2 separate regions of the Homo sapiens genome follow, and region 2 is linked to region 1. The links are chromatin contacts, found by Hi-C or POLR2A ChIA-PET in ENCODE. All regions are on one chromosome and are shown on one strand. Each heading gives the region's core, a stretch centred on a gene start or an enhancer-like site at or near the end of the contact. The rest is flanking DNA. Distances are from core to core; before and after follow the strand shown. Region 1 has its middle 81 kb from the start of ZNF365. Region 2 has its middle 190 kb from the start of ZNF365.

The links. A loop is a pair of places that touch in the nucleus more often than their neighbours do. ChIA-PET counts read pairs that join two places held with the same protein, here RNA polymerase II (POLR2A). Pooled maps may share reads with other maps.
Region 2: a map of cardiac septum shows a loop between it and region 1 (2.3-fold over the local background). The contact joins two enhancer-like sites. A Hi-C loop is called at or near these places in 3 of 168 maps with a recorded cell type or tissue (CD14-positive monocyte, cardiac septum and heart left ventricle), 4 of 37 single-sample maps with no recorded cell type and 4 of 50 pooled maps. POLR2A ChIA-PET finds 5 or more read pairs at or near these places in 3 of 52 experiments (AG04450, OCI-LY7 and PC-9).

Annotation. Positions count from the first base shown.
Region 1 is chr10:62,453,110-62,456,709 of GRCh38, reverse strand. It overlaps a transcript of ZNF365 not described here. Among named protein-coding and RNA genes, the nearest start is that of ZNF365, 81 kb to the right of the region's middle. Within about 2 kb of position 1,494, at least 9 of the 41 ENCODE cell types and tissues checked have a DNase peak (open chromatin) inside an H3K27ac peak, as active enhancers do.
Region 2 is chr10:62,562,629-62,566,646 of GRCh38, reverse strand. No RefSeq gene overlaps it. Among named protein-coding and RNA genes, the nearest start is that of ZNF365, 190 kb to the right of the region's middle. Within about 2 kb of position 2,031, at least 18 of the 41 ENCODE cell types and tissues checked have a DNase peak (open chromatin) inside an H3K27ac peak, as active enhancers do.

The DNA.
Region 1 (3,600 bases), core at 245-2,744:
GTCACCACATAGAACTTGAAGATGAAGTGTGCAGACTGAGGACAGCTGAGCTGAAATCGAGTCCCGCTCACATTGAGCTCTCAATTTAGCCTGGTCTAATGCCAGTTCTGCCTCTGATCTTGTTTATATGAGCCAGTAAATTCCTTTTGTATTGCTGAAATCAGATGGATTTGGCTTTTTCTATCCAACTTGCAATCAGAAGAATCTTAACTAATACCAAAGTATACAGGTAACCAATGATAGAAATAAATTCATAAAAATGAGAAGAGAGGGGTGGGGGAGTGGCGTACACAAAATAATTTCTCATCTTACACGGCATGGACAACATAATGTTCAATTCAGTAAATCAAGAAATATAAATATAGGCATGTTTTATGGAGATGATCATGGGAAAGGACTGAAATAAGAAATAAAGTTGGTTTTACTGGGACAGAGAATATGACCAAGGGATGAGGTGTTCATTTTTTTTTTTATCTTATGGAGATCTGTGGTGTCCCATGGGTGGCCACTAGCAGCAGTTGGTCATTTAAATTTAAATTAATTAAAATTTAAAATGCAGCCTCTTGTTCACAGTAGCAGCATTTGTAGTGCTCAACAGCTAGCTACATGTGGCTAGTGGCTACTGTACTAGATTGAACAGATATTGAATCTGTCCATCACCATCACCGCAGCAAGTTTAGTTGGACAACGCTGTAGTGGAGTGTCAGGAGTCACTGTGTAAAGTCAATGAATCAAACAACAGAAGTTTAAATACATCATTCAAAATTGCCCCATCACGATTTCATGGTACAGGCCCTGGAGGAAAAACAGCTTAGTTTCCTTTCAAATCCCAGCTCTGATACTTACAAGTTACTGAACCTTGGGTAAGTCACATTGATCTTTCTGTACTTCAATTCACTTATCAGTAAAATGGCAGAATACATGCAGACCTTTCTCACAAGGTTGCTGTGAGAATTAAATAACCAAATATATGTAAGTTCTTATATTTTGTGCCCAGCATGTGGTAAACATTCAATATTTACTTTTTATTTTCTATCCTTCTCTAAGTTAATTTTATTTTACCATATGCACATAGTTTAAATAAACTATGTATATATGAGATTTATAAATCAGTATTTAAATATAAATATAATATTTAATTTTTATCTCTCATATACAGTATATGTACATATACATATATCTCAGCTCCAGTTCATGGGATTATAGATGCTTTCATTTTCTTCTTTGTACATTTCTATAGTTTCCAAATTTCTGTATTGAACATGTATTATCTTTATCACCAGAAAAAAAAGTTTTTACTTTTAAAGATACCAACATATTTTGAGATGAACAGTGTTCTACATCTGGATCATTTGCTTTTGCTGATTTAGTCCACAGGGGCCCATTACATAATCTGTTGTTAGCCAACTGGGGCTTCATGACCTCTTTCCTGGGCTATTACAAAATCCTCCTGGCTGGTCCCCTTCCCTGTCCAGCTCTCTCCCAGCCTCCCTGTGCTGTCTCCACAGTGCTGCCAGAGTGATCCTTCCACAGCACAACATTTATAACACTCCCCTGCTTAAAACCTGTCAGCGTTTTTCTGTCCTTTACAAGTTAACTGCCCAGTCCAAGGCATGCCCCACCAAAGCCTTCTTATTCTAACCTTGCCTGCCTTTCCAGTCTTTTAACCCCCCACCAAATGTATCCAAGTCTCCACCCACAAACCACAAGGAGGAACATTCTTCTACCCCTTCTCCATTTCCAGTTGGAAGTCCCATTTATCCCACAAGATGTGCCTAACTTTGCACTAATCTCCAAAAGCAGAGCTCAGAGCTCCCACTCCAATCAGCACCACTGTCTCAGAGCCTGTTCTACTGAACAGCAATTATTTGTTTACATTCCAGACTCACCCTCAAGTATGCGCTCCTTGAGGGTGTGGCATCTTTGCCTTCCTGTGTCCAGCCCAGAAATTGACACCAAATAGTGCTTAATAAATGGTTGTTGCACGGATTCAGGAAGAAATTGTTTTAATTAAGATAGTAAATGTTCACTGCAGAAAATTAGAAAGTCTAGATAAATCAGAAGCAAAGAAAAAAAAACATGAAGCACATGTAATACCACCTCTCAGTAACATCAACACCTTGGTATATGTCCACAAGCTAGATTAGAGGTTCTCAAGCTTTCTTGGTTCATGGCACTCTCAGTGTTTCCGTAAATTTGTCTAGCATTTTAGACCAAAATAAATTATGTTTATTATGTAGTTTAGTCCAAACACCTTAATGGTAGTATGTAGTTCCCAGTGTCCAAAGGTGTCACTGTGTTTCCCTAGAAATTTTAGAATATATTGGGATGGGTGTTGCTGTGAATTCACCATAGTGCCCCAGGATTCCTTGGCACACAGTTTGGGAATTACTGGTCTAGACCTTCTAAAAGGATCTTTTAAAATACAATACATTGTCATATTGTACAGACTTTTGTTAACCAATGATTTGTATTTAATAAGAAGTAATACATGACTTTCCTGCTTGGTAACTGCTTATCTACCAATAGCTAATATTTGATAAGTACCTGGTAAGTTCCCTATGAGGAAGGTGTAATGCTACATCATTATCTTCATGAAGAAGCTGAGACACTGAGTTGTACATGAACAGCAAGGTATACGTTTAAAAAGGAAAAAATGAAAAAAGAAACTGAGGCACTGGCAATTTAAGAAACTTTACCAATATCTAACAGGTAGTAAGTTCACAATCAGGCTGCAAACCCAAGAAATCAAGTTTTAGAATCCGTACTCTTTTAACCTTCACAGCATCATTTAAATGGGGTGTGAGGCTACAATGGTGTTCTATGGTAAAGATGTATTACAACTTACTTAAATCATATCCCAAATATTAGACATTTAAATTGTTTCCAAGTTTTCACTATTTTCAACAATCTTGAAATGAACATCTTTATGGCTACATACTTTCATATTTATTTCCTTGGAGAAAAAAATCTATAGAAGTAGAATTTCTTTGTCAAAGAGTACAGTTTCTCAAAGAACTAAAAATAGAACTACCATTTGATCCAGCAATCCCACTGCTGGGTATCTACCCAAAGGAAAAGAAATCAACATATTAAAAAAAGTACCTACACCCACATATTTATTGAAGCACTATTCACAATAGCAAAGATACGGAATTAATCTAAGTGTCCATCCATCAACAGATGATTGGATAAGGAAAATGTGGTACATATATACAATGGAATACTATGCAGCAATTAAAAAGAATGACATCACTCTTTTGCAGCTTGAATGGAACTGGAGGCCATTATTTTAAGTGAAACAACTCAGAAACAGAAAGACAAATACAGCCTGTTCTGTCTTATAAGTGGGAACTAAATAATGTGTCCACGTGGACATTGAGTGGGGAATGATAGGCACTGGCGACTCATAAGGGTGAGAGAGTGAAAGGGATGTGGATGGTAAGAAATTACTTAATGGGCACAATGTGCGTTATTTGGTGATGGATACCCTAAAAGCCCTGACTTTACCACTACAAAATCTATGGATGTAATAAAATTAAATTTGTACCTCATCAATTTATTTAAAAAATTTTTTAAAGATGTACAAACTCCAAGTTT
Region 2 (4,018 bases), core at 782-3,281, 110 kb before region 1:
GCATTGTAAACACTGCATCTTATTGGGTCAAAATTAGAGTCGTCAGGTGCTAAGAGGCCCTCTAGCCATAAAGCCCTATACATACAGGAAATGACTATCCCAAGGTGTCCCTAATAGGGCCAGTCATCTCTTAGGGAGTAATGTCAGTGAGACCAAAATTATTACACCCAACACAGCCAGGTCTATGTTTTAACTCTTGTGATCGTAAAAATGTGCTTTGAGCTCTCAGATAATCTTAAATCCAGCATATACATAGTGCCTAATATATTCCAGAAGTTATGGCCATCATTGGTCAACCTACCAGTTCCTCACACTTTTCAGTAATAGATCCTGGAGATGTTGTACCTTTGTTTACTTTGCAGTAGAAGCACAGTCAGATTCCAGGTAGTTTACCTGGTCCAGATGGGAGCCAGTTGCCTTGGACCCAATAGGTACTTGTGCTATAGTTTGAGTTGCAAAAGTGAAAGATGTTTAGTAATTCACTGATGTCAGGAGTGTTGATAAAAGCGATTGAAATTTCACTGTAGGAGATGATTGTACAGGGAGTATGCTCAACAGGAAACTTCGTTGCAATAGAAGAGAAACAGAGAGCTGGAAGAATTTTTTTCATGACCATGTGACTCCAGATTAAAAATGGATTAGGATAAGTTAGGTTACAAGAGACAGCAACCTTCTTGAGAAGAAAGGGGAATTGTGTGGGCTTATAAACCCACAGGAAAATGGGATGGGGTGCTGAAATCAGGCACTGGAGGGCTACTGACTTTCTCTAGAATTCATTCGCACACCAGCTTTCCCACAAGGCTGGATCCCTGTCAGCTACCAGCCATAGGTTCATAGCCTTTACAGCCTTGGGAACAGAGAAAAGAGACCCTCTTTCCCATGCTGCAGTTGAATAACCTGGGGAAAGACTCTAAAAGGCCTGATTTGAGTCACACATTCAACCATAGATGATTGTCATGGCCAAGGATGTGAGTTGCACTAGAAATGCCCAAAAGAAAGGGAGTACCATTATGAGCACGGAAAATTGTCCACCATAGCTAGCATTTTATAGAATGCTTTCTTTATGCTGGGCACATGTATGCTCACATTTACTTCTAAAATAAGAACCATGATCACAGGAGGTGTCTGTAGGGTCACATTAGATTGTTCTGAGGGGCAAGAGGGAGGCTGCCTGGACGAAGGGGAGCCCTAAGTCACCAATGAGAATTAAAAGCTGGACCCCACACTAGGGTACCTCCTCCTTTCATCCGAATAAACAAGAACAAAAGTGGACCCCAAAGGCAATCCCCTTCACTCACCCCATCTATCCCCAAATGCCTTTCCCAATTGATATGGGTTCAGGATTCAAGGGGTCTGAAGCTTGTATAAGTTGGGGATCCCTTTTTAAGTAAAAGAATATTAAAACATTTTACTTTTGCAAATTTTACAACATATAACCATGTAAACACAATGTTAGTGCCCCTTAGCTGTGTCTATCTAAGAGGGGAGTCTTGAAATATAAACCTCACTAGTTTCATGATAAATCTGCCTCTGGTAAGAACCTCATGGTTCTTGTCCATTTAAATGGACATGTGTGGTTTCAAATACCAAATTTTCTTCTAGAACACTACCAAGAGGACCCTTCCCCACTGGCACTTGTCTTTCAAGAACTTCCATAATTCAGGTTCTTAACTAATTTAGATTGTCCTTCTACCTCAATTAACTCAAATCCTGAAAATGTATCATTTTTTATAATTATTTAATTTTGACTCCCAGTCATCCTTCAGGTGAATTTTTTTTCTTTAACAAAATATGGCCTCTGGCTAGAGAGAAATGGGCTTGAGAACAATGCTTATTCCAAGGCAAACCCTTTGGCCTCAGTGTCATGGGCTTGAACCTGATGTTCCCAGTCACGGCATTGCTGAAACTGATAGTCTAGTCATGTAGGGGATTTTCCTGACTCCGTGTCTGTCTCCCCATGGCTGTTTATTTGTACTGCTGTCTGCTTGAGTTTGGGACACTGACCTTATGAGCTGCTTCCCCAGCCCAAGCCTGTAGCCAGAGAACTAGGAGTTTCCCTCTGGCACTGCTTATGGCCAATTGGAAAGATCTGGCAATCAATTCACTGTGGAACTGGCTTGGGGTAGGGAGAGGGGGAGGGGACTTTAGAGTGGAAAGCAGAAAGGAGAGAGAACAACGAGAGAGAGAGAGAGAGAGAGAGAGAGAGAGAGAGAGAGAGAGAGAGAGAGAGACAGAGACAGAAAAGAGAGGCTTTTAAAATCAATGCCAAGCCAGCTGTGGCTCTGGACAGCTGAGTCATAGAGGATTAGGCAGTTCAGTTGGAAAGCAGACTGTGCATACTAACTCTCGGTTTCCAGCTGGAGCGGGGGATAGTAAAATTTTAAAAATTAAACAAAAGAAAGCCACAATTTAATCTCAGATAGCACTTCATTCTGAGACTCCCCGTGGTCAGAGGTGAAGGACAAGAAGCTAGTCTCATTTTTCTACAAACGAGACTCAGTCCTCATGTGGTTAAGGCAAGAATCTCTTAGAGAAACCTGAACATTGCCGTTTCGTTTTTTGAATACATAAATTACAGTAATTGCTAGAAGATGCTGGCTGCTGGCTTCTTATTGGAGTTAAAGGTTGTCTTCAAATGTCGGCCACTGAGTCACAAGTTCATAATCAGCTGTGCTGTGGCCGGATTTGGCAGTTCCGCTAGGCACAGGAAGGACATTATTACAGAAATAATTGGAGGGATGGTTGTATGTCTAAAATTTAGCCAAAATGAAAATACAAATTATTTCCAAATGATGTTAAGGGAGATTTGAAAGGAATCTAAGAAGCATAGATATGGGCAGAGTGAAGCACCACTATCCTGGGCAGGGAATTCACTCCAGGTAGAATAAGGTGTGCCCCCTCACAGTGGAGTCTACTCCTTATAGTCATCACTGGTTCACTGAAATTGTGAAACAAGGACAATCTGCATGGAATCTATCAACCAGCTTCTCTCACCTGTCAATTCTGCTGCTAGCAAGAAGGCTTGTATCCATCCTGCCTGCCCAAAGCTCTAAATAACCCACAGGCCTACTCTTTCTGCTTCCAAGCACAGAGTATGGGAGCATTTCAGAAAAAGTCACAGGGCCATGCTGACAGAATTTTTTACAAATCTATGCTGGTAAGATTTAGCTAGGCCCAAGGCTGGGCTGGCCAATGATCTTTTTATCCATCTCTTCTTAATGCTGGTCTTATTCCCACCAAGGGATTTCTCCCCTTGTAGCCATAGAGGAGACAGATGAAAGGAGTGTGTGTGTGTGTGTGTGTGTGTGTGTGTGTGTGCGCATAATAAGGAGATAAGCACCACTGCCTCCTCTCTGCTGGTGATCTGGGCACCCCTTGGCCTGAGGCCTCTGCTGCCATCTTTTTCTCTTCTCTCTGACTCCGGATCTTGTTTTGCTCTAGGCTAGTGGTTCTCCACTCTGGCTGCACTAGAATCACCCAGGCAGTTTTTGAAAAGTACAGACACTGGGGCCCCATCTCACCTCCAACTTCTCAATAGATTTCATTTCTGTAGAGTATGGCTCAGACAAGGTCATCAGTAGTATTGATAAAGCTCCCAGTGGTTCTAATGTGAAGTCACCAGCCACCTCCCAGTTGCTACCTTACTGAGGCTACAGCAGCATCTCAGTGTCTGTCATGTCAGTGTCTTATAGCATTTAGCAGAAGTTCTTATGCATACTTAGAAAACATTGGTTAAGAGTCATTTCTGGCTAGCATAATTAAATTCATTTTCACTTTGTTTCCTTCCAAGGAGAAGCCAGAAAGTCTATCAGATTCTCCATATAGACTTTGCCTGTACAGCCTTGGACAGTAACTTATCCTCTTTGGAGTTGTATTTCCTCTTCTAACAAAGTGAATTGCTTAAATTAGGTGTTCTTTAAGACCCTTTTCATATCTAAGCTGTCACAACCATAAAACTCAAAGACCTTTTATCAGTACTATTATTTACCAGCTGTGTGACCTTGAGTGGCTCATTTAT